2 separate regions of the Homo sapiens genome follow, and region 1 is linked to region 2. Evidence: chromatin loops called from intact Hi-C (ENCODE). Cell type or tissue: heart left ventricle. All regions are shown on one strand. Each heading gives the region's core, and the rest is flanking DNA. Links, peaks and the distances in the headings are about the cores only.

Region 1 (11,065 bases), core at 2,780-7,779, 290 kb after region 2:
GCTGGAGTGCAGTGGCATGATCTTGACTCACGGCAACCTCCACCTCCTGGGTTCAAGCGATTCTCCCACCTCAGCCTCCAGAGTAGCTGGGACTACAGGCATGCGCCACCACGCCTGGCTAATATTTGTATTTTTAGTAGAGACGGGGTTTCACCTTGTTGGCCAGGCTGGTCTTGAACTCCTGACCTCAAGTGATCCATGTGCCTCAGCCTCCCAAAGTGCTGGCGTTACAGGCGTGAGTCACTGTGCCTGGCCTGCTGTTTGTTTTTTATACTGTATTCTGTAGGTATTTTTATGTACATTACACTAATGTTATTCACTCTTTGGTGACCTTGACAAAATGGAGCTACAGAGTTTGGTATAAAAAGTTCTGGGCCAGGAAACAGGAAGCCTGAATTCTGATCTCTATCCTGCTGCTACCAACTCTGGACTTCGAGTAGTCATTTAGCCTCTGAGTTCTCCTTCTTCAGTCCAAGTTATTGATAATAATCAAGCCCTTTATCATTTAGGGTCTTATTTTGCCATGGCTTTTGCTTAGTTTTGTACAGTGTATATGTCAACATGTAAAAGCCATTTCATGGTATTAAGTACTGCCCAATTTAAGTCCAAACGCAGTAGAACTGAAAACTCCGCATTGGTTGCTTTGAAATGGTCTCTCTGATGATACTGGAGTGGCAGAGTCGTTGGAGTCCAGTCTGATGCAACGAATCTCATAAAATAAATAGTCCTATAGTCCCGGCTACTCAGGGTGCTGAGGCAGGAGAGGATTGCTTGAGTCCAGAAATTTGAGACCAACCTGGGCAACATAGCAAGACCTCATCTCTTAAAAAAAAAATGGCACCAAGTAAACATTAGCTCTTTATATGGCACCAAGTAAACATTAGCTTTATAAGCCCAGTGTGAGCTAGTTAGAATTTCAGATCCTTTTCCTGCCTGCCGAAGTGAAAACTCTGCTTGGAATCTTATGTTTTATGTGCAGTATGTTCAGATTTTCTAGCTGGGATTGTCTGACGTCTAACTTGACTTTTACTCCTCTTAGTCCTCCCAAACCGAAGGACCCTGTATCTGCAGCTGTGCCAGCACCAGGGAGAAACAACAGTCAGATAGCATCTGGCCAAAATCAGCCCCAGGCAGCTGCTGGCTCCCACCAGCTCTCCATGGGCCAACCTCACAATGCTGCAGGGCCCAGCCCGCATACACTGCGCCGAGGTAAGCAGCCACCGTCCTCCTTGCCCTCAGGGAAGCCTGTGCAGACCTCCTTAAGTTAGTGCAAGGATTCAGATGGTGAGGTTTGTGGCCAGATCTTTTCTATGTCTGTTGTAAAATCCCAAGCAGAAAATTCAGTCATTCAAGAGAAAAGTCATTAAAGAAAAAGGAAAAAATAGAGAACAGAAAAGCAGACATTTAGTTTTTCCTTAGGCGTGACAAAGCTTAACAAACAGTCAGTTCTGCAGAAATGCTCCCAGTTTTCCTGGTGTCCCAAGCCCTCGCTCTGTTTGGAGACTACCACAGCCTCTGTACTTCTCAGCTTTGTGGGTCTGGGAGGCACTTTTGCTTCGGAATTGGGGTGAAGGCTTTCTAGGTCCTGATTAACAGAATCTGAACTGCTCCCACCTGTCTTCCCTGCAGTCCTCCACCCAGCAGCCAGGGGAATTGCTTTAAAACTCCAAGCAGATCATGTCGTCTCTTGGTTAAACTCTTCAGTGGCTTCCATGCGAACTTCTCACCCTGGGTTCTCTGTGCTTTGGTGGGGCCTACCTCTGAGCCCAGAGCTTACACTCCCTCCTCTCAACACACTCCACTCTTGGTTCCTTGAATGAACTAAGTTCATCCCCTCCTTAGGGCTTCCAGAACATTCTGTCCCATATCTTCACATGGTTTCTTCTTACCATTCAGGTCTCACCTCAAAAATCACTTCTTCCAGCTGGGCGTGGTGGCTCACACCTATAATCCCAGCACTTTGGGAGGCTGAGGCAGGAAGATCGCTTGAGGCCAGGAGTTGGAGACCAATCTGGTCAACATAGTGAGAGCCCACCTCTACAAAAAAAATTTTAAAAATTATCTGGGTGTGGTGACACACACCTATAGTCCCAGCTACTCAGGAGGCTGAGGCAGGAGGATCACTTGAGCCCAGGAGGTCGAGCCTGCAGTGAGCTATGATTGCACCACCGCACTCCAGCCTGGACAACAGAGTGAGACCCCATCTCTAAAATAAAAAAGAGAGGCCAGGCGCAGTGGCTCACACCAGTAATCCCAGCACTTTGGGAGGCCGGGGTGGGTGGATCACTTGAGCCAGGAGTTCAAGCCTGGCCAACATGGTGAAACCCCATCTCTACTAAAAATACAAAAATTAGCCGGGCATGGTGCTTGCACGCCTGTGGTCCCAGCTACTCAAGAGGCTGAGGCAGGAGAATTGCTTGAACCTGGGAGGCAGAGGTTGCAGTGAGCCAAGATTGTGCCACTGCACCCCAGCCTGGCCAACAGAGCAAGACTCTGTCCCGAAAAAAGAAAAAAAAATGGATTAAATTCACTGTGTCTGTCTATAGAAGCATGGTCTTTACAAAGCACTACACAAATGTTAGTGGAATTTCTACAAATCATAGGCAGGGAGGCAAATCCGAGTCCACTGCTTGGTTGCAGACCCCCACTTTATTCTTCTTCAGGCTGCCTCTCTGGGCCCTGTCATCTTATCAGGATCTCAGCTGATCCTTGAGGGAAGTTAGTCTTCTGGACCTAGATTCCAGGTGTGACTCTGGTTTTGGATTAAGAAGACTCTTTTCCTTATAGCCGCATTCAGAGTCTTTCATGCTTCCCGAAATCACAGCTCCCAGGCTTCTTCGCAGGATGGGTTTGATTCTTTTTTCCTTCCCCACCCCCTGCGCCTCTGAGGTGGTCTCAGACAAGGCCTCCATTTCTCCCAGCCCCCTCCCCCTGACACTTTGCTCCCACGCTCCCTCTCCCCATCCTCTTCACACCCTTAAATTTCAGGAACGAGCTTTTATTCAGTATGACTTTACAATTAGTATTGCTTAGAACAGAAAACTAGACTTTTTTTTTAAATGCCGATGGCAGTCTGGAGTACAGCTAATGTAAGCTGGTTGGTGGTTTCTGAGTTCCAGGGTTGAAAGTTCCAGACCAGTGTAGCAGAGTAGACTTTACCCTTTTTTCTTTTTTTTTTTCCTTTCTTATGTTTTTTAGAGGCAGGGTCTCGTTTTCTCACCCATGCTGGAATGCAGTGGCGTGATAATAGCTCACTGCATCCTCCAGCCACTGGACTCAAGTGATCCTCCCACTTTGGCCTCTCAAAGTGCTGGTACTACAGGCACATGCCACCATGCCTGGCTGCTTTATTTTTTTGTAGAGTCGGGGTCTCACTGTGTTGCCCAGGCTGGTCTTGAGTGATCTTCCTGCCTCAGCCAGTCAGAGTGCTGGGAATACAGGCATGAGCCACCGAGACTTTACCCTTTTCAATCCTGAATTCTGGGCCCTGTAAACAGGCAGCCGGGGAATAGGGGAAGGAGGAAGAGGAAAAAGCATTCAGGGAGTCCACATGTCATGGGCAGGAGTCTCAGTTCTGCCCCTTACTAGCTGTGTGACCTATTACCAAACACTGGCCCTCTTCAAGCCTCAGTTTTCTTCTCTGTGAAAATGGGGATAACAGAGCTTGCCCTGCAATGAGCTTATGAAACTTGAATGAGATAATTTATATAAATTATAATGTGCATAATTTATATAAAAGGCCTTACTTGGTACTGGTGATAAGAGTGATACATGTTCATTTCTTTCCTTCATTTCCTTCTCCTTCTTTCTTAGAGAACCAGTAGGATCTTAGCAGAGTTTGAAAAAGGCTAAAATCTCTCCTTTCCCCCTACCCCTCCCAGCCCAAAACCAGAGCCCCAGATCTGTTGTTTTCCCTCCTGCCCTCATCAGTCCCAGGTTCCTATCCCTGATCTCAGCTGGTGTAGGGAGGAGAGTGATGTGATTCAGCTCTCTTTAGAGAAATAATTCTAAGGCAACTCTTCCAGATTTATTCATGCTTTTGTCCAGGACATATCTATTAACTCAAATGGTTGCGGAATTGGTAGAAATTCTGTTATTAAGACCAATCAAACCAATCAAACTCTCAAGGAGAAGGTGGCTTGGGATCAGGGGTCATGTTATATCAGGGTGAACTAGTCATGCTTGGTGGTCCCTCCTGGCTGTTCTGCCTCTTTCTGCGTCTTCCCATGGGGCCCTAATGAGGAGGCTGCTAAGTGGGCTGAGGGCAGCACTTCCGTGTCATTGGGGTGGCCTCTGTTAACAGTTTTCTTCTTATTGAACTTTCAAAACGATAGGCCTTTAAAGCCCTTTCAAATGTGCATAATGTACTTAATTTTTAAAATAAACTTGTTTGTTTGGAGTAATTTTGAATTTATAGAAAAGTTGCAAAGATAATGCTGAGAGTTCCCATATGCCCCTTACTCAGTTTCCCCTGTTGTTAATGTGTTACATGACCATGGCACATTTACCCCAGCTCAGAAGTCAACATTGGGCTAGTCCCCCCATCCCCCCCAACTTTTTTTTTTTTTTTGAAATGGTCTCACTCTGTTGCCCAGGCTGGAATTCAGTGGTGTGATCACTGCAGCCTTGGACTTCCCAGGCTCATGGGATCCTCCCACCTCAGCCTCATGAGTAGCTGGGATTACAGGCGCATGCCACCACGCCCGGCTAATTTTTGTAGTTTTTTGTAGAGATGGGGTTTTGCCACGTTGCTCAGGCTGGCCTTGAACTCCTGCACTCAAGTGATCCGCCTGCTTTGGCCTCCCAAAGTGCTGAGATCACAGGCGTGAGCCACTGCACCTTGCGGTTCATTACCATTAACTAGACTCCACATTTTGTTCAGATTTCCCTAGTTTTTCCACTCATGTCCATTTTCTGTCCCAGGATCTCATCCAGGAGCCCACATTATATGTAGTCATCGTATCTTCTTCGTCTCCTGCTGTCTGTGACATGTTCTCCGTCTTTCTGTGCTTTTCTATGGCCTTGATGGTTTTGGAGAGTACTGGTCAGGCATTTTGAAGAAAGGCCTTCAATTTGTGTTTGTCAGATGTTCTTCTGATGGGTTATGGGCTTTGGGGAGGAAGACACAGTGTGGTGCCCTCCTGACCACCTCTCATCAGAGGTACATGATGCTGGTGTACCTTATTACTGGTGATGTTAAATTTGGGCTCCTGGCCAGGGTTGGTTGCTGCCTCACTGTTCCTACTGAAAGGTGTTTTTTCTCTTTTTGTGCAGCTGTTAAAAAACCCGCTCCAGCACCCCCGAAACCGGGCAACCCACCTCCTGGCCACCCCGGGGGCCAGAGTTCTTCAGGAACATCTCAGCATCCACCCAGTCTGTCACCAAAGCCACCCACCCGAAGCCCCTCTCCTCCCACCCAGCACACGGGCCAGCCTCCAGGCCAGCCCTCCGCCCCCTCCCAGCTCTCAGCACCCCGGAGGTACTCCAGCAGCTTGTCTCCAATCCAAGCTCCCAATCACCCACCGCCGCAGCCCCCTACGCAGGCCACGCCACTGATGCACACCAAACCCAATAGCCAGGGCCCTCCCAACCCCATGGCATTGCCCAGTGAGCATGGACTTGAGCAGCCATCTCACACCCCTCCCCAGACTCCAACGCCCCCCAGTACTCCGCCCCTAGGAAAACAGAACCCCAGTCTGCCAGCTCCTCAGACCCTGGCAGGGGGTAACCCTGAAACTGCACAGCCACATGCTGGAACCTTACCGAGACCGAGACCAGTACCAAAGCCAAGGAACCGGCCCAGCGTGCCCCCACCCCCCCAACCTCCTGGTGTCCACTCAGCTGGGGACAGCAGCCTCACCAACACAGCACCAACAGCTTCCAAGATAGTAACAGGTAAGTAGGACATCAATGCCCGTATTTCCTCGTCTGCTCTACATTGCTTTTGTACTACTACATTTTATTTAAGCTTTGATTTATGCCAGGTGTCAGCAAACTACACCCGCAAGCCAAACCAAACCTGTCCTGCAGCCAGTTTTTGTCATTAAAGTTTTATTGGAACACAGCTACACCCATTTGTTAACATATTGTCTGTGGCTGCATTGGTGCTGAAACAGCAGAGCTGGGTAGTCGTGACCAAAGATCCTGTGGCCCACAAAGTTGGAAACATTTACTGCCTGGTCCTTTAAGTTTGCCGACCCCTGACTTATAGTTGCTTGTGTGTTTAAGACCTATGTACGTTTACATTTTTCTCAACATAATGGCTTTTATTCCAGGTGGAAGGTATTTTACAACACGAGCATGAACTTTATTTCTTAGTGAATTCCTCATTAAAATGCTTAAACAGTACTTCTAAGAGTAAAAGTGTTCATATTAAGTACAGAATTTCAGGTATAACTTTAAAAAACATGATTTATGCCAAATTGAATGCTCCAGAAGGGAGATCTCAGGGCACTGTCATGTTCTAATGGCTTGGGAGGGAAGAATCAAGATTTTCCTGTAGACCCAGTGGGAACCTGTTTGGAAGTGGTGGTGATTGTACAGGTTTTAGTGGGCTACCTAATGGCATATTTTTAATAGTCTAGAACATGACCATTTTATTTAACATTTCAAGAATATTTCCATCCCAAATGCTCTAATTTATTATTTAATTTAAGGATGAATATGGGGGTTTCTAGTGTGTTTTTAAAAATGGTAATTAGGGGCCTCAAATAATTTCTTACAGCAGCCTAGTTTAAATTGTTCTAAGTGGAGGCACTTTCGGAAAAGAAGCTGAAATACACCTCTGGGCTTTCCAACCATATTGAGTGACTTTGCAGCTAAAAATGTGCCAAGGTTTCCATTAACCCAAAGGGTGACGGTTAACTGATTCTAACAGCTTTTGATAACTTTTTTCAGGAATATAATACATAATTTGCACATGTTATAAATGGTTAATAACTTTTTTTCTGATGCCATCAGAGCTTTTATTTTGAAAACAACAAAGCCATGTTGGTTTGTTTGTTTTGTTTCCCAATAGATGCCCTTCCTAGTGCCCTCACAGGTGGGGAAGGTTTCCAGGACTAAGGTCTGTAATGGCCCCGAGCAGCTTGCCCCATAGCTCGCCCCACAGCTCCAAATGCTCCTGCTTAGCCGTGTTTTGCATATGTGCTTTTGACCATGTGCTCAGGAGCAGCCGTTTGACCGTGTGCCCTGACAGCCAATAGGCCATCCATTCTGTAGCATATTGACATTTCTTTATTTTTATCAGAAGCACTTTGAGCTGCAGTGCTTCAAATTCGAGGAGTAGATGTCAGTAGATCAAGAGCCTGATTTCAAGCTGCTCTTGAAGAGTATCTTCTTTCTTAGGGGCCAAGCACAGTGGCTCGTGCCTCTAATCCCAGTACTTTGAGTGGCTGAGGCAAGAGGATTGCTTGAGCTCAGGAGTTCGAGACTGCAGTGGGTAGTGATTGTGTCACTGCACACTGCAGTCCAGCCTGCATGACAGAGTGAGACCCTGCCTCTTTTTAAAAAAAAAAAAAAAAAGGAATATCTTCTATCTTTTTGGTGAGCCTCTTAGCAGCAGTCTACTCTTCCCAGTGTGATTTACCTGTCACTGATGGGCTCACCAGCATCCAACCAAAGAGGACCCAGGTGCAGTCAGCACGGGAGGAAATTGTGTCCTTTGTGTCTTGAGCTTTAATTTTAAATTTTTGTATTTTAAGTGCAAGTTAACTGCATGGAGCTTCTTAATTTGATATTTTAAATTCTCAAGACCAAAAAATTAAAAAAAATCTTCCGCCAAATACCCTACACTGAATTATTTTAAATTCCTTTGCATCCTAGCATGCTTACGTTTTGCTTTATTAAACCATATGAGCTTTTTAAAAGGCACTGTGAGCTCATCTAAGTCTGCCGCTGGGTCTACATGTGGACAGCATAAGGCCCTCATCATATGTACAGCTGCTTTAATCAGCTGGCCTGAGCCTTAGGCCTACTGTGGGCCCCTTAGCCAGAGTGCTCACAGCTTAGGTCTGAGTAAGACTTTCTGTAGGAACCGTAAGTGGAAAACCAGAGTGTAGCCTTCAAAACAGGGAGGAGGCCCGGGTGCGATTCCACAATTTCATGCTTGTGACACACCAAAATGTTATTATCAGATATTTCCTTTTATTTAAATGAAAGATTGCAAACCAGAATTATGCCTATTTTTTAATACCATTGTTACCCGGGGTGTATTTATTCCACAAGTTTAGTTTACTGATCTGCTACAACACTGTAATATACTGCCTGTAATTATTAGATAAGTGAAATTTTACATTAAAAATGTGTTTCCCGAAGATACTAGCTATTTAAAAACCGGTCTATGCTATGAATTCTCCTAACTCAAGAAATTCCAGGTTACCAGAGTTATCTTTGTATTACAGAATTAACCTGTACTATCTTAAAATCCCCTGGCCTCCCACTGAAAGTACACAGAAGGCCAACATTTAGAATTTTTTAATCTGCTAGTATTGATCATACTGCTATTAACCATTCTTGGATGTAGCCATTGGGTTTTTCAAGGAGGAAAAAATATATAACTTCCTTGGACAGGATGGTCCTTTATTATGACATAATGTTTTCACTTAGAAAACTTTAGATGGACAAATTCCTGAAAACAGGTTATTCCTTTAGAATTGGATTAAGTTAGAGTTTTAAAGAGTTGGGTTAAGGCTAATGGGATTAAGATAAACTCTTGGGGGGAGATTATTGCTGCCAAGCAGGTTTGGCAGCCAACTTCTCACAGCTCAGCACCAGCACTGGAGGATGCCGGCATTCTGGCATCATTTTGAGTCTCCTGTTAATTGTGACTCTAGAGAGCAGTAAGAGTTTTAATTCCCATGTAAAAGAGTTTACATCTTGCTATTTTTGAAGTAATAGATTTTAGCAAAGAGTATTCTAATTTAAACATTTTATTAAATAATTTAGATGTATGACCTGCCATATTCAGTAAGAACTGAGATTGGAATATTTAATGGTAAGGAAAAGGCACCTGATTGGCCAATGCATTTTTGCTACTTGATGATCATATTTGTGCACTCATGCCTGTTACTAACTGGCCACCCTAACCCTGCCTGCTTGCATCCCTACTAATAGTGCATGCACTGAAGGAGGACTGGCTTTGTTGATGCTTGCTGCAATGATTCGGAATACTAAGTGTGTACCCAGATGTGGAACAGGTGGTCACAGGGCTGTCCTTGTTACTTCTTTAATTTCCATTCTTTTCCATATCAGGCAAGCTTGAGGTATAGTAGGAAGAACACACATTATGGAGTCAGACCTGACTGAGTTAGAATTTCAGCTCTTGGTATAACATAGGCTAGGCACAACCTGGCTGATCTGTAAAGTGGTGACATCTGTCTAAATTGTTGAAGATGAAATAAGAGAAAGTCCAAGATTATTCTGTTAGCCAGTTACAGTTCTTAATATACGCGCAATCTCGGCTCACTGCAAGCTCCGCCTCCCAGGTTCAAGCAATTCTCCTGCCTCAGCCTCCTGAGTACCTGGGATTATAGGCGCCTGCCACCACATCTGGCTATTTTTTTTATTTTTAGTAGAGACGGGGCTTCACCATGTTGGCCAGGCTGGTCTCGAACTCCTGACCTTAGGTGATCCGGCCTCCTCAGCCTCCCAAAGTGCTGGGATTATAGGTGTGAGCCATTGTGCCTGGCCTGCTATTTATCATTTTTATCTAGAAGAAAATAGTTTTAATCAGATTTCTATGTTAGATTCACATATCAGGGTTTTAAAAACTCATACGCCCGGACCCGGCCTTCTAGGACCCAAACACAGGAGACTGGGGGTGGAACCCAGGTATCCATATTTTGATTCTGATGCACCACTTGGTTTTTTGAATCTCACTTCTTTCATGGGTTAAAAAGACAATGCTCTGCAGAAGGAGATAACATATACATTCATATAATTTAGTGAGCCTGAGACTGTCTGTGAGGCGTTAGTCCACTGTACCACAGATAGACCAAATCACTCACAAAGTAGCCATAAGCCTGGACACTTTGCTGGCTAATTTCATAGTGTTTGCTTTTTAAACTCTCACCCTTCTTATGTCATGTAAGTAATGCCTTTTTAAAAATAAGCATGAGCTGGGGCACGGTGGCTCACGCCTGTAATCCCAGCACTTTGGGAGGCTGAGGCGGGTGGATCACTTGAGGTCAGGAGTTCAAGACCAGCCTGGCCAACATGGGGAAACCCCATCTCTACTGAAAATACAAAAAGTTAGCTGGGTGTCGTGGTGGGTGCCTGTAATCCCAGCTACTTGGGAGGCCAAGGCAGGAGAACTGCTTGAACCCAGGAGGTGGAGGTCGCAGTGAGCTGAGATCGTGCCACTACACTCCAGCCTGGGTGACAGAGTGAGACTCTGTCTCAAATAAATAAAAATAAGCATGGATATTAAAACTCTTGAGAAATGGAAATAATAAGAAATCAACTGTAGCTATACAATTGAAAAAGTCTGCCATTTATATTCTACTTTTTTTCTTTTCTCCTCTTCTCTTCTCTTCTCTTCTCTTTTCTTTTCTTTTCTTTTTTTTTTTTCAGACGGAGTCTCACTCTGTTCCCCAGGCTGGAGTGCAGTGGCACGATCTTGGCTCACTGCAAGCTCCGCCTCCTGGGTTCACACCATTCTTCTGCCTCAGCCTCCCGAGTAGCTGGGACTACAGGCGCCCACCACCACGCCCAGCTAATTTTTTGTATTTTTAGTAGAGACAGGGTTTCACCATGTTAGCCAAGATGGTCTCGATCTGCTGACCTTGTGATCTGCCCGTCTCGGCCTCCCAAAGTGCTGGGATTACAGGCGTGAGCCACCACACCCGCCCCTTTTTTTCTTTTAGTTTTTCTAGAAGGCAAGGAGGTACATGAGCATAATTATTTGACATAGACAGATTTGGATCCTTTTATTTCACTTTACATCATATGCTCGTTCTCATGTGATAATGTAATTTTTAGAACCATGTTTTTCAGTGACTACATAATGTTTCATCAACCAGATGTATTATTACTCCTAGTTGGATATTTAAGTGGCTTCTGTTTC
Region 2 (11,065 bases), core at 3,216-8,215:
CTACCTCCCGGTTTCAAGCAATTCTCCTGCCTCAGCCTACCAAGTAGCTGGGATTACAGGCACCCGCCACTATGCCTGGCTAATTTTTGTATTTTTAGTAGAGAAGGGGTTTCACCATGCTGGCCATGCTGGTCTTGAACTCCTGACCTCAAGTGATCCTCCCACCTCAGTCTCCCAAGGTGCTAGGATTACATGTGTGAGCCAGAGCGCCTGGCCTTTTTTTTTTTTTTTTTTTTTTTTTGAGACAGGATCTCACTCTGTTGCCCAGGCTGGAGTGCATTGGTGCTGTCATAGCTCACTGCAGCCCCAACCTCCCAGGCTCAAGCGATCCTCCCACCTCAGCCTCCCAAGTAGAGGAGACTACAAGCATGTGCCACCTGCCCAGCTAATTTTTTTATTTTTTGTAGTTACAGGGTCTTGCCATGTTGCCTGGATGGTCTCGAACTCCTGGCCTGAAGCAATCCTCCGCCTTGGCCTTTCAAAGTACTGGGATTACAGGCGTGAAACACCATGGCTGACCCATTTTGAACTCTGTAAATGTCCTAATTTGCTTGTTTCTGATTGTATCATATTTTTTCCTCCCCTTTTCTATTCTGTCGGGTTGTCATCGTTATTCTTGTTTGTTATTCTCCTTTTCCCTGAGAATGGTTTGGATGTGTGGCTATATCGTGAATCTATTTCCTCCATGGACAATCTCTTATTGTAGTGGTGATTTTCTTCATTTTTGCTCAAGTGAGCATTTTGCTCATCTTGTTGAAGTGGGTGAGTTTTCGGTTGTTGTTGAGAGTGGTTTCTCCCTGGCCCTTCTTTCTGGTGTTATAATGATCATCTTCCATAAATGACCCATCGATTCTTATGGAGAAGACACATACTCTACTTCGAAGGGGTGACTTCCAGGGTGTGTCTTTCCGTCCTTTCTTATCTGTTATACTCCTATCTTCCACCCAAGTGCCACTGGTTCTTCAGGCCTGTACTGTGTCACTTGTTCAGGATTCTATTATGTTAGCACAAAAGTAATTGCAGTTTTTGCCATTGAAAGTAATGGGCTGGCTGGGCAACTGGCTGGGCACTGTGGCTCACGCCTGTAATCCCAGCACTTTGGGAGGCCGGGGTGGGTGGATCACTTGAGGTCAGGAGTCCAAGACTAGCCTGACCAACATGGTGAAACTCCGTCTCTGCTAAAAATACAAAAATTAGCTGGGCATGGTGGCATATGCCTGTAATCCCAGCTACTTGGGAGGCTGAGGCAGGAGAAGTGCTTGAACCTGGGAGGCAGAGGTTGAAGTGAGCTGAGATCATGCCACTGCACTCCAGCCTGGGTGACAGAGCAAGACTCTGTCTCAAAAAAAAAAATTTTTTTTGCACCAACCTAATATTTCCTCAGGAAATTCTTGCAGCCCATCCCAATCCCACCCACCCCCCCACCTCCCCACCTAGAGTGAATGAATGGGCTGACCCATGTCCTGGACAGCACCAAGCACTCGAGTAGGGACAGCACTGGGCACTCAGCCAGACCCTGGACTCTGCCTGGGGGTTTTCAGCAGGGTCCTGAGGTCTGTGATCTGGAATTGACTCTGACTAGACTCCAAGTTGGACTCAATATGCACTCTGAGCTCCAGACAGAGCTCCAGGATGGGCCCGTCCAAGTGGAGACAGGCTCTGGTCTGGCCTCAACTTCAAGAGCCTGCCATGGCCCAGGACTCTGAGCTGGGCTGTGGGATCAGCTCAGGCCTAACCCCAGCCAAGGCCTAACCCCAGACTTTTTTTTTTGCTTGCTTTCTCCTCAGCAGTGCCCATTTCTCAAATGAAAGGCAAGCCAGTGAGCACGTGGAAGGAAACACTGGACTATTTATTGCAAAGTGAGAATTGTCAGCTTGAGAAGCAAGGAAGTGGCCAGGCCCCCAACAAAGCAATCAAGCAAGAAATGGGGTGCGGGAAATGAGCTGATGTGCAGAAACAGCCTCCTTGTCCAACTCGGGGACATTCCTCTCAAGAAACACGCTCGTGTTGTGGTGTTTGCACTGCTCTCTGGGCAGTGCGGGCAGCGTGTTCCCCAGGCTGGGGTCTCTGATGAGCACAAAGGAATTCCAAGAACCTAGAGCCTCCTCAGCAGTCAGTCTATCTGAGAAAGCAGGCCCAAGCAGTGGAAGCAGGGGGTCGCTCCTCTGGGCCTCTGCCCTGGCAGGAAATGCAGGAACTCCCCTGTCCTCAGTCTGGGACAGGTGAGCTGAGGACACCTGGAGCAGCAGGAATCCCACGAGCTCTGCTTCACCGAGCCTTCAGGATGAGGCGGGTCTTCCCATCTCCAATGAAGCACCTGCAAGAAAGATGACCCAGTAAGGTCTCTGCCCCGGAGGTGAGACCCAGCCCTTCGTCATGTCTCCAGGCTCAGAAGTCTCCAGAAAGATGACTTCCTGAGCCTCCCCAGCCTTAATAGCCAGATCCCCTTGCAGAGAGAGAGACAGTTTCCTGCTTGGTTTCTTTTTTTTTTTTTAATTGAGACAGAGTCTCACTCACCCAGGCTGGAGTACAGTAGCATGATCTCAGCTCACTGCAGCTTCCACCTCCTGGGTTCAAGCAATTCTCATACTTCAGCCTCCCGAGTAGCTGGGACTACAGACAAGCACCACCACACCTGGCTGATTTTTGTATTTTTAGTAGAGACAGGGTTTTAACCATGTTGGCCAGGCTGGTCTCCAACTCCTGACTTCAAGTGATCCACCCACCTTGGCCTCCCAAACTGCTGGGATTACAGGCGTGAACCACATGCCCGGGTCCTGCTTGGTTTCTAACCCTTTTCCTGAAGATGCTCATTGCTGCCACTCTGAAAGCCCAGAATTAAATGAAGCCGGGTGCAGTGGCTCACGCCTGTAACCCAGCGCTTTGGGAGGCAGATCACTTGAGGTCAGGAGTTGGAGACCAGCCTGGCCAACATGGTGAAGCCCCATCTCTACCAAAAAAATCACAAAAACTGGCTGGGCGCGGTGGCTCATGCCTATAATCCTAGCACTTTGGGAGGCCCAGGCAGGTGGATCACATGAGGTCAGGAGTTCGAGACCAGCCTGGTCAACACGGTGAAAACCCGACTCTACTAAAAATATAAAAATTAGCTGGGCGTGGTGGCGGCGCCTGTAGTCCCAGCTGCTTGGCAGGCTGAGGCAGGAGAATCTCTTGAACCCGGGGGCGGAGGTTGCAATAAGCCAGAATCACACCACTGCACTCCAGCCTGGGCAACAGAGGGAAACTGTCAAAAAAAGAAAAGGAGAAAGACCAAGTCCTAAAGACATTGTTTGAGCGCCACCTGAAACCACTGCTACCTGTGAAGTTTTTGATGATGTGAGCCAATGAATTCCTCTTTATGACATAAGCTATTTTGAAATAGATCTCTGTCACTTGCAACCAAAGCTCCTAGATGGAGCCATTTTCTTTGCCTCTAAAGAGGCTCCCTCTTTTCTCTTCCAAACCCAAGTGAGAGCCTAGCCCTCTAGTCCCGGACTCTCTGGGAGATGTTGCCAAGTGCCCATCCAATGGGCCGGTGACCCTGTGTCACACTCCTACCTAATGAGCAGTCCAACAAGCAGGCCAGCCAGGAGTGGGCCCAGCCAGTAGATCCAGTGGAAGTTCCAGTGGTTGGCCACCACCGCAGGTCCAAAAGCACGGGCGGGATTCATGCAGCCTCCAGACACAGGGCCCCTGCAAACACCCAGGCACCAAGGTCACCAGGATCCCAGCCAAACCCCACCTCACCTCACACTCATGTCCCCAACTAGGCCTAGTCACACACCACCCAGAAACCCTCTCTAAACTCCTACATCATGAGCTCCTGGGTAGATCCTAAAGAAGGCAGAGGGGCTATTAGCACCAGGAAGCAGAAGGCATGGCTCCCCGCTGGGCGTGCAGTCCAGCACTCCCCACACACTCCTCTAGAATGCCCAGCAAAAATGCCTACTGGGTGATGGCAGGAAGAGAAGCTGGAGCTACATTTGCTCCAAAGTCTACAAAGGAAAGTCAATCAGTTTCAATCCTTTTGGAGTCAAGCTGACCTAGATTCAAAACCCAGCCCACACATTATAAAATAACAAAAAGTGTATCATAGGATTGTTCGTGACCCAAAGAATAAATGCTTGAGGGGATGAATACCCCGTTTACTTTGACGTGATTATTACACATTGCATACCTGTATCAAAACATCTCATGTAACCTCAGCCAGACACAGAGGCTCATGCCTGAAATCCCAGCAGTTTAGGAGGCCAAGGCAGGCAGATCACTTGAGGTCAGGAGTTAGAGACCAGCCTGGCCAACATGGTGAAACCCTGTCTGTATTAAAAATACAAAGTTAGCTGGGAATAGTGGCACACGCCTGTAGTCCCAGCTACTGGGGAGGCTAAGCCAGGAGAATTGCTTGAACCTGGGGGTTGGAAGTTGCAGTGAGCCATGATCATGCCACTGCACTCCAGCCTGGGTGACAGAGCAAGACTCTGTCTCAAAAACTAAAACTAAAAATAAAATAAAATAACGAAGAGTATAAGTGGATTGTTTGTGACACAAAAAATAAATGCTTGAGGGGATGAATACCCCATTCACCTTGATGTGATAATTATGCATTGCATGCCTGTACCAAAACATCTCATGTAACCCAGAAATATATACACCTACTAGGTTCACCCACAAAGCTTTAAAAATATACATATAAAGAAAGAAAAACCCCAGCCCAGATAGTTCTAGGTGTGGGAACCTCCATGAACCTCTCTGTGTTCAGGTGAGGTGAAAGTGACTATCCCATAGGTTGTCATCAGGAGTGAATGAGAAAATGCAAATGGAGCCCACACCTCGAATATAATTAATGTACAAAAAGCATTAACTAATCTAGCTGGTCCAGATGAGGCCCTTGTTGCACCACAAGCTTAAGACCCAGAATCCTACAGGGAGACTCTTCCCCAGGTGCACTCCTCTCGTTCTGGGGCTCTGTCTTTACCCCATTCTCTCCAGCTGGGGGCCTGTAGACCTCATCCCCACCCTGTGTCCAGCTTCGAAGTCAAAAAGCTTGTAAGTAGGCGGGGCGCGGTGGCTCAGCCTGTAATCCCAGCACTTTGGGAGGCCAAGGCGGGCGGATCATGAGATCAGGAAATCGAGACCATCCTGCCTAATACGGTGAAACCCCGTCTCTACCAAAAATACAAAAAAAAATTAGCCGGGCGTGGTGGCGGACGCCTGTAGTCCCAGATACTCGTGAGGCTGAGGCAGGACAATGGCGTGAACCCGGGAAGCGGAGCTAAAAAAAAAAAAAAGGGCTTGTAAGTGAATCAAAGACCACTAGGGGGCAGCAAAGCATGGCCACAGCTTTACACACACATTCCCCAGCCTGCCCCAGGCTCCACCTCCCAAAGTTGAGGGAGAGCTGACCCAGGAGAAAGGTTAGACTTGGTTCTGTGTCCAAAAGAAAGGAAAGAGTCAGACATTAGGGAGGGGCTCCCTGGGCTGGGCACTGTGGCTCATGCCTGTAATTCCAGTACTTTTGAGAGGCCAACGCAGGAGGATGGCTTGAAGCCAGGAGTTCAAGACCAGCCTGGGCAACAGAGCGTGACCCCTATCTCTACAACAAAAATTAAAAGGGTTCACTCAGCCTCTTGTCCCAAATCTATCACTTAATTTGCCACTGCCCACTGACCTTAAATAAGTCACTTCTGTCCTCTCTAAGCCTCAGTTTCCTTATCTATAAAACGGGAGACATCATCCCCAATCTTGTCTACTTAATCCCTTCCAAAGCCTGCTGGGAGTCTAAAAATAAATGAGACAACAGCTACACATGCTCTTTGTAAGCCTGAGGCTAAAACCCGGCTGCCCGCTGACCGAATGAACACAGTTCACAGAAATGTTGTATTTACGCTACCAACATTGGAAAACATCACATACAGATTTAAATTTCTGACTTCCTTTGAATGAAAGCATCAGCCCAGACCCATGTACCCAGCAATAATTGACAAGAGCTGAACTGACTGCAGCACCTCTGACACTGCAGTCCCCACCACTCCCTGTTGTCTGCCTGATGCCAGCCCCCCTCCCCATTTGCAGCACCTTCCTGGCCCCTAATAGCAACTGAATCTGTGACCCTCAGGCCTGAAATCCCCCAGAGCTGAACAGCACAGATCTGGGCATGGTCACCCCACTGCCAAGGGACACTCACCCAGCCAGGATATCCACGGTGACGGCAAAGCCGATGGAGAACGGGGCCAGAGGGCCCTTTGTCTTCTCATTGATGGCACCCATGCATACAGCCAGGGCCAGCAGCGTCGTCAGGATGATCTCTGCCACCAACGCCCCTGCCACCTGCCCCTGCTCCTGGACTGTCACAAAGGCCGCCCCAGATGCATTCCAGAACCTCTCCTCAGGACTCACCGCCTGCACAGAGAAGCTGCTGAGCCTCACAGTGGGGCAGAGAGACAGCTGGAAACTGAGGGGAGAGGGCCTAAAAAACGCATGCTACCCACCTTAAGAGCCAGTGAAGGGTTATGTCCAATTTCAGTTAGATATACCTGCATCCACATCCCAGCTCTGCCAGATTTTACTGTGCGACCCTGCGTGAACTACTGAACCTTTCTGAGCCTCACTTTGTTCAGCTGAAAAATAGTAATGGGGCTAGGCGTGGTGGCTCACGCCAGCAACCCCAGCACTTTGGGAGGCTGAGATGGGTGGGTCACTAGAGCCCAGGAGTTTGAGACCAGCCTTGCCAACATGGTGAAACCCCATCTCCACTACAAATACAAAAATTAGCGGGGTGAAGTGGCAGGCACCTGTAATCCCAGCTGCTCAGGAGGCTGAGGCACCAGAATCACTTGAACTCTGGAAGCAGAGGTTGCAGTGAGCTGAGATCACACCACTGCACTCCAGCTTGAACAACAGAGCAAGACTCCGTCTCAAAAAAAAAAAAAAGAAAAAGAAAAAGAAAAATGGGGATAACCCAGTCATGGCTCCAGGTTACAGACCTAAAACTTATGTAACTTAGATGATCCTCTTTGAGAAAAAGAACATAAACTATCTTTTTATTTTTCTTTGACACAGAGTCTAGCTCTGTCACCCAGGCTGGAGTGCAGTGACACGATCATAGCTCACTGCAGCCTGGACCTCCTGGGCTCCAGTGTTCCTCCTACCTCAGCCTCTCATGTAGCTGGGACCACAGGTACATACCAACCATGCCCACCTAATGTTTTTTTTAAAATTTTTTGTAGAGATGGAAGGTCTTACTATGTTGCCCAGGCTGGTCTGGAACTCCTAGGCTCCAGTGATCCTCCCGCCTCTGCCTCCCAAAATGCTGGGATTACAGGCACCAGCCGCCATGCGTGGCTAAAAATACCTTACTCTTAGAAACTTTACAAACACATATGATCAGGTGAACTCATTGCTAAGCCCCCACAGGACCGTGGAAGGGGCATGTGCAGGAGAGCCCTGAAGCCTGAGCTCAATTATTTCTATGGGCGATCGGCCTCAGGGCTATCACAGCCCCGAAGGGGAAAGACAGTGCAGTGCACAAGCTTCTGGACTCTGGATCCAGTCGGGGCTGTGCTGCTTACAGGCACGTCTGAACTTGAGCAAGTTACCTGCTTCTCTGCACCTCTGTTTTCTCATCTATAAAATAGGGATGATACTGACAGCTCCCAGCTCACAGACAAGGCCGTTGGTGTGCCTGGCACAAGGTAAGCGCTCTCTATGAACTGACTATGGTTTTTCATAAAGTTGCTGGGAGATGAAATAAGAGAATATGTGTAAAACATTTAGCAGGAAGAATGTGCTTAGGGAACCCTGCTGCCCCGCAGCTGTCAGAACCATGTTTGACAGGTTTTAAGTGGCAGGGCTTGAGCTCGAGTCTGGCCACTGCTTTTCAGAGCAGAAGCCGAGAAGGAAGGTCCCGGGCGTGTTCCATAGACAGGGGAACAGGCTGTGGCTCTCAAATTGGGACATGGAGAGACCACAGCAGGGGATGACAGTAAAGTGAGGCTTGAGAACAAAGTCTGCGGTGGGTCAGCACTTACAGCTTCAGACCCTATCACAGCCAAGCTGACAGAGCTCCCCCATCCACCACCCCCCACACACACACCAAGCAAGGCCCACATCTTGAAGGGCTTGAAGTATCCCTGGCTGAACCAAGACTTAAGGGCAAAAGAAAAGAAAGAAAGAGAGGGAAAAAAAAGAAAAAGAGGGATGAAGGGAGAAAGTCTATCCATGGATTTATGCATAAAGCTATGAAAACTCTGTGGCTGGCCAGGCTCGGTGGCTCATGTCTGTAATCCCAGCACTTTGGGAGGCCAAGGCAGGAAGATCACTTGAGGCCAGGAGTTGGAGGCCAATGTGGTCAACACAGCGAGAGCCCACCTCTACAGAAAAAAATTTTTTTTAATTTATTTATTTTTTATTGATAATTCTTGGGTGTTTCTCACAGAGGGGGATTTGGCAGGGTCATAGGACAATAGTGGAGGGAAGGTCAGCAGATAAACAAGTGAACAAAGGTCTCTGGTTTTCCTAGGCAGAGGAAATTAGTTGGGTGTGGTGACACACACCTGTAGTCCCAGCTACTCAAGAGGCTGAGGCAGGAGGATCACTTGAGCCCAGGAGGTCGAGCCTGCAGTGAGCTATGATTGCACCACCACACTCCAGCCTGGACAACAGAGTGAGACCCTATCTCTAAAATAAAAAAGAGAGGCCGGGCACAGTGGCTCATGCCTGTAACCCCAGCACTTTGGGAGACCAAGGCAGGTAGATCACTTGAGCTCAGTAGTTCAAGACCAGCCTGGCCAACATGATGAAACCCCGTCTCTACTAAAAATACAAAAATTAGCTGGGCATGGTGGCATGCGCCTGTAATCCCAGTTACTCAGGAGGCTGAGGTGGGAGAATTGCTTGAGCCCAGGAGGCAGAGGTTGCAGTGAGCCAAGATCAGGCCACTGCACTCCAGCCTGGGTGACAGAGCAAGACTCCATCTCAAAAAAACAAACAAATAAAAAATACAATAAAATGCAATAAGAAAGAAAGAGAGAAGAAAAACGTCCACCAATTCCACTGGCAGAAACAAGCAAAAGATTGGACATTTCCCCACTCCCCACTGTCCCACACACACACCCACATATGCACCTCCAGCAGCCCCATCAGAGAGGAAGACTAGCCCAGCCCCTGGGGTTTACCCACCTTGGCCAAGGCAGCCCCGAGCATCCCCCCGAGCAGCTGTGAGACCCAGTACGGGAGGAGCATCACCAGGTTGAGGCCTCCGATCAGCATGGCTGCCAGGGACACCGCAGGGTTGAAGTGTCCACCACTGTAACCCACAAGAGCAGAGGAAGTCATGAGCCCAGGGCTGACCACATGGCTGGCACTTGAGACAGTGTGTCCCAGCCAACCCACCAGGCTGGCCTCTCAGGGCAAGAGTCAGTCCGGGGCCCAGCTCAAATACAAAGAGGCACCAAATTGCTTCCATTTTCCCTGAGATGCCAGGCAGAGGGTAAGAGATAAAGGGCAGCCTCTAAGTCCAAAGCCCAGCCCCCAGGATGGCCCTGGAGGAAGAGCGTGTAGGGAGACCATCCCTTAACTCCTCCCTGACTCCCTCCAAGCCTCCCTCCAGCCCTTCAGAGATGTGGCCACAGGTCAGATTGAGATACCAAGGCTCCAAGTTAGTAGCCCAAGAGCGGTATCCAGGCCTCCCCTTATGATTTGTTTGATTTTACGAGACGGAGTCTTGCTCTGTCGCGCGGGCTGCAGTGCAATGGTGTGATCTCGGCTCACTGCAGCTTCCACCTTTTGAGTTCAAGCAATTCTTCTGACTCAGCCTCCTAAGTAGCTGGAACTACAGGTGTGTGCCACCACGCCTGGCTTATTTTTGTATTTTTAGTAGAGACGAGGTTTCACCATGTTGGTCAGGCTGGTCTCAAACTCCTGACCTCAAGCGATCCACCCACGTCGGCCTCCCAAAGTGCTGGGGTTACAGGCACGAGCTACCGTGCCCGGCCCGGGTCTCCCTTTATGAGTAGCTAGGCCCTGAATAAGACCTCCTGATTGGTTGAACTGCTCAGCCAGTGAAAACCCTACTTGTGGTCTGAAAGTGTGATGGGTGTAAAATGCAGATTTGGAGTTCAGGCTGAAAATGGCATTGAGAATCACGGGGTGGAGTTGGAGGTTCATGACCAGGTTAGGGATTGGGATTGGGAGTTTGGGGTGTGGAAGGGAATTAGACAAGTCAGAACCTGAGGTCAAAGGGCAGGTTGCAGTTGATCAGCCACCCCCTGGCTCATGGGTAAAGAGCCTTCGTGTTCACCAAGATGTTCAACCAGCCCAGGCCCCAGAGCCAGGGTGGCTGCACTCACATCAGTGTCCCAACCAGTCCCACTCTGATGGAGGAAATATTGTCACAGTTTGGCCTCCTGAATCCATCTGGTTTCCAGGAATGGATACTCCCCAATGAGAGAGAAAGGGACCCCAAGACTCCCCATGTCACTTGAGAACCAAAGTGCCCCCCTAATGTAAAGAGCCCACCAATGAGCTTACCCATCCTCCAAAGGACATAGGACATTCAGTTGAGACTGGGCAGAGGACCTCAGCTCTGCCCAAAAGGACTTTGTCCAACACCCTGATAGCTCGAGACCAGCTACCCCAACTTGTCTGGCTCAGCTCTGGGCCCAGGCCCTCAGATAAGCTCCATGCACGGTTTGATTTGATTTGTTTTTTGTTTTTTGTTTTTTTTTTTGAGACAGGGTCTCCCTTTGTCACCCAGGCTGGAGTGCAATGGTGCAATCTCGGCTCACTGCAACCTCCGCCTCCTGGTTTCAAGCGATTCTTCTGCTTCAGCCTCCCAAGTAGATGGGATAACGGGGCTGCCACCACGCCCGGCTAATTTTTGTATTTTTGGTAGAGACGGGGTTTCACCATGTTGGCCAGGTTGGTCTCGAACTCCTGACCTCAGGTGATTCACCTGCCTCGGCCTCCCAAAGTGCTGGGATTACAGGCGTGAGCCACTGCGCCTGACCTCCATGCATGGTTTGAAAGCACCAGCCAGTGCTCAGACTCCACAGGTTGGGAAGAGGGG

The links. Hi-C counts contacts between places; a loop is a spot of excess contacts. Peaks named below come from ENCODE experiments on the same cell type or tissue, not always from the same donor. Only the 100,000 strongest peaks of a DNase experiment are listed, where the experiment ranks them.
Region 1: a loop joins it to region 2, with 3 times the contacts of the local background. A loop is called at or near these places in 5 of 110 quality-filtered maps.

Annotation. Positions count from the first base shown.
Region 1 is chr16:24,925,614-24,936,678 of GRCh38, reverse strand. ARHGAP17 (Rho GTPase activating protein 17) reads left to right here. Exons shown (of 20, transcript NM_001006634.3): 18 at 1,040-1,209; 19 at 5,275-5,895. Among named protein-coding and RNA genes, the nearest start is that of ARHGAP17, 84 kb to the left of the region's middle. In heart left ventricle, for the core only: no CTCF peak of the experiment used is centred there; a DNase peak (open chromatin) is centred at 5,499.
Region 2 is chr16:25,219,696-25,230,760 of GRCh38, reverse strand. AQP8 (aquaporin 8) reads right to left here. Exons shown (of 6, transcript NM_001169.3): 3 at 9,178-9,304; 4 at 6,185-6,399; 5 at 3,559-3,693; 6 at 1,829-2,317. The coding sequence ends at 2,269. Among named protein-coding and RNA genes, the nearest start is that of AQP8, 8.3 kb to the right of the region's middle. In heart left ventricle, for the core only: a CTCF peak has its summit at 5,315 (motif pointing right); a DNase peak (open chromatin) is centred at 5,340.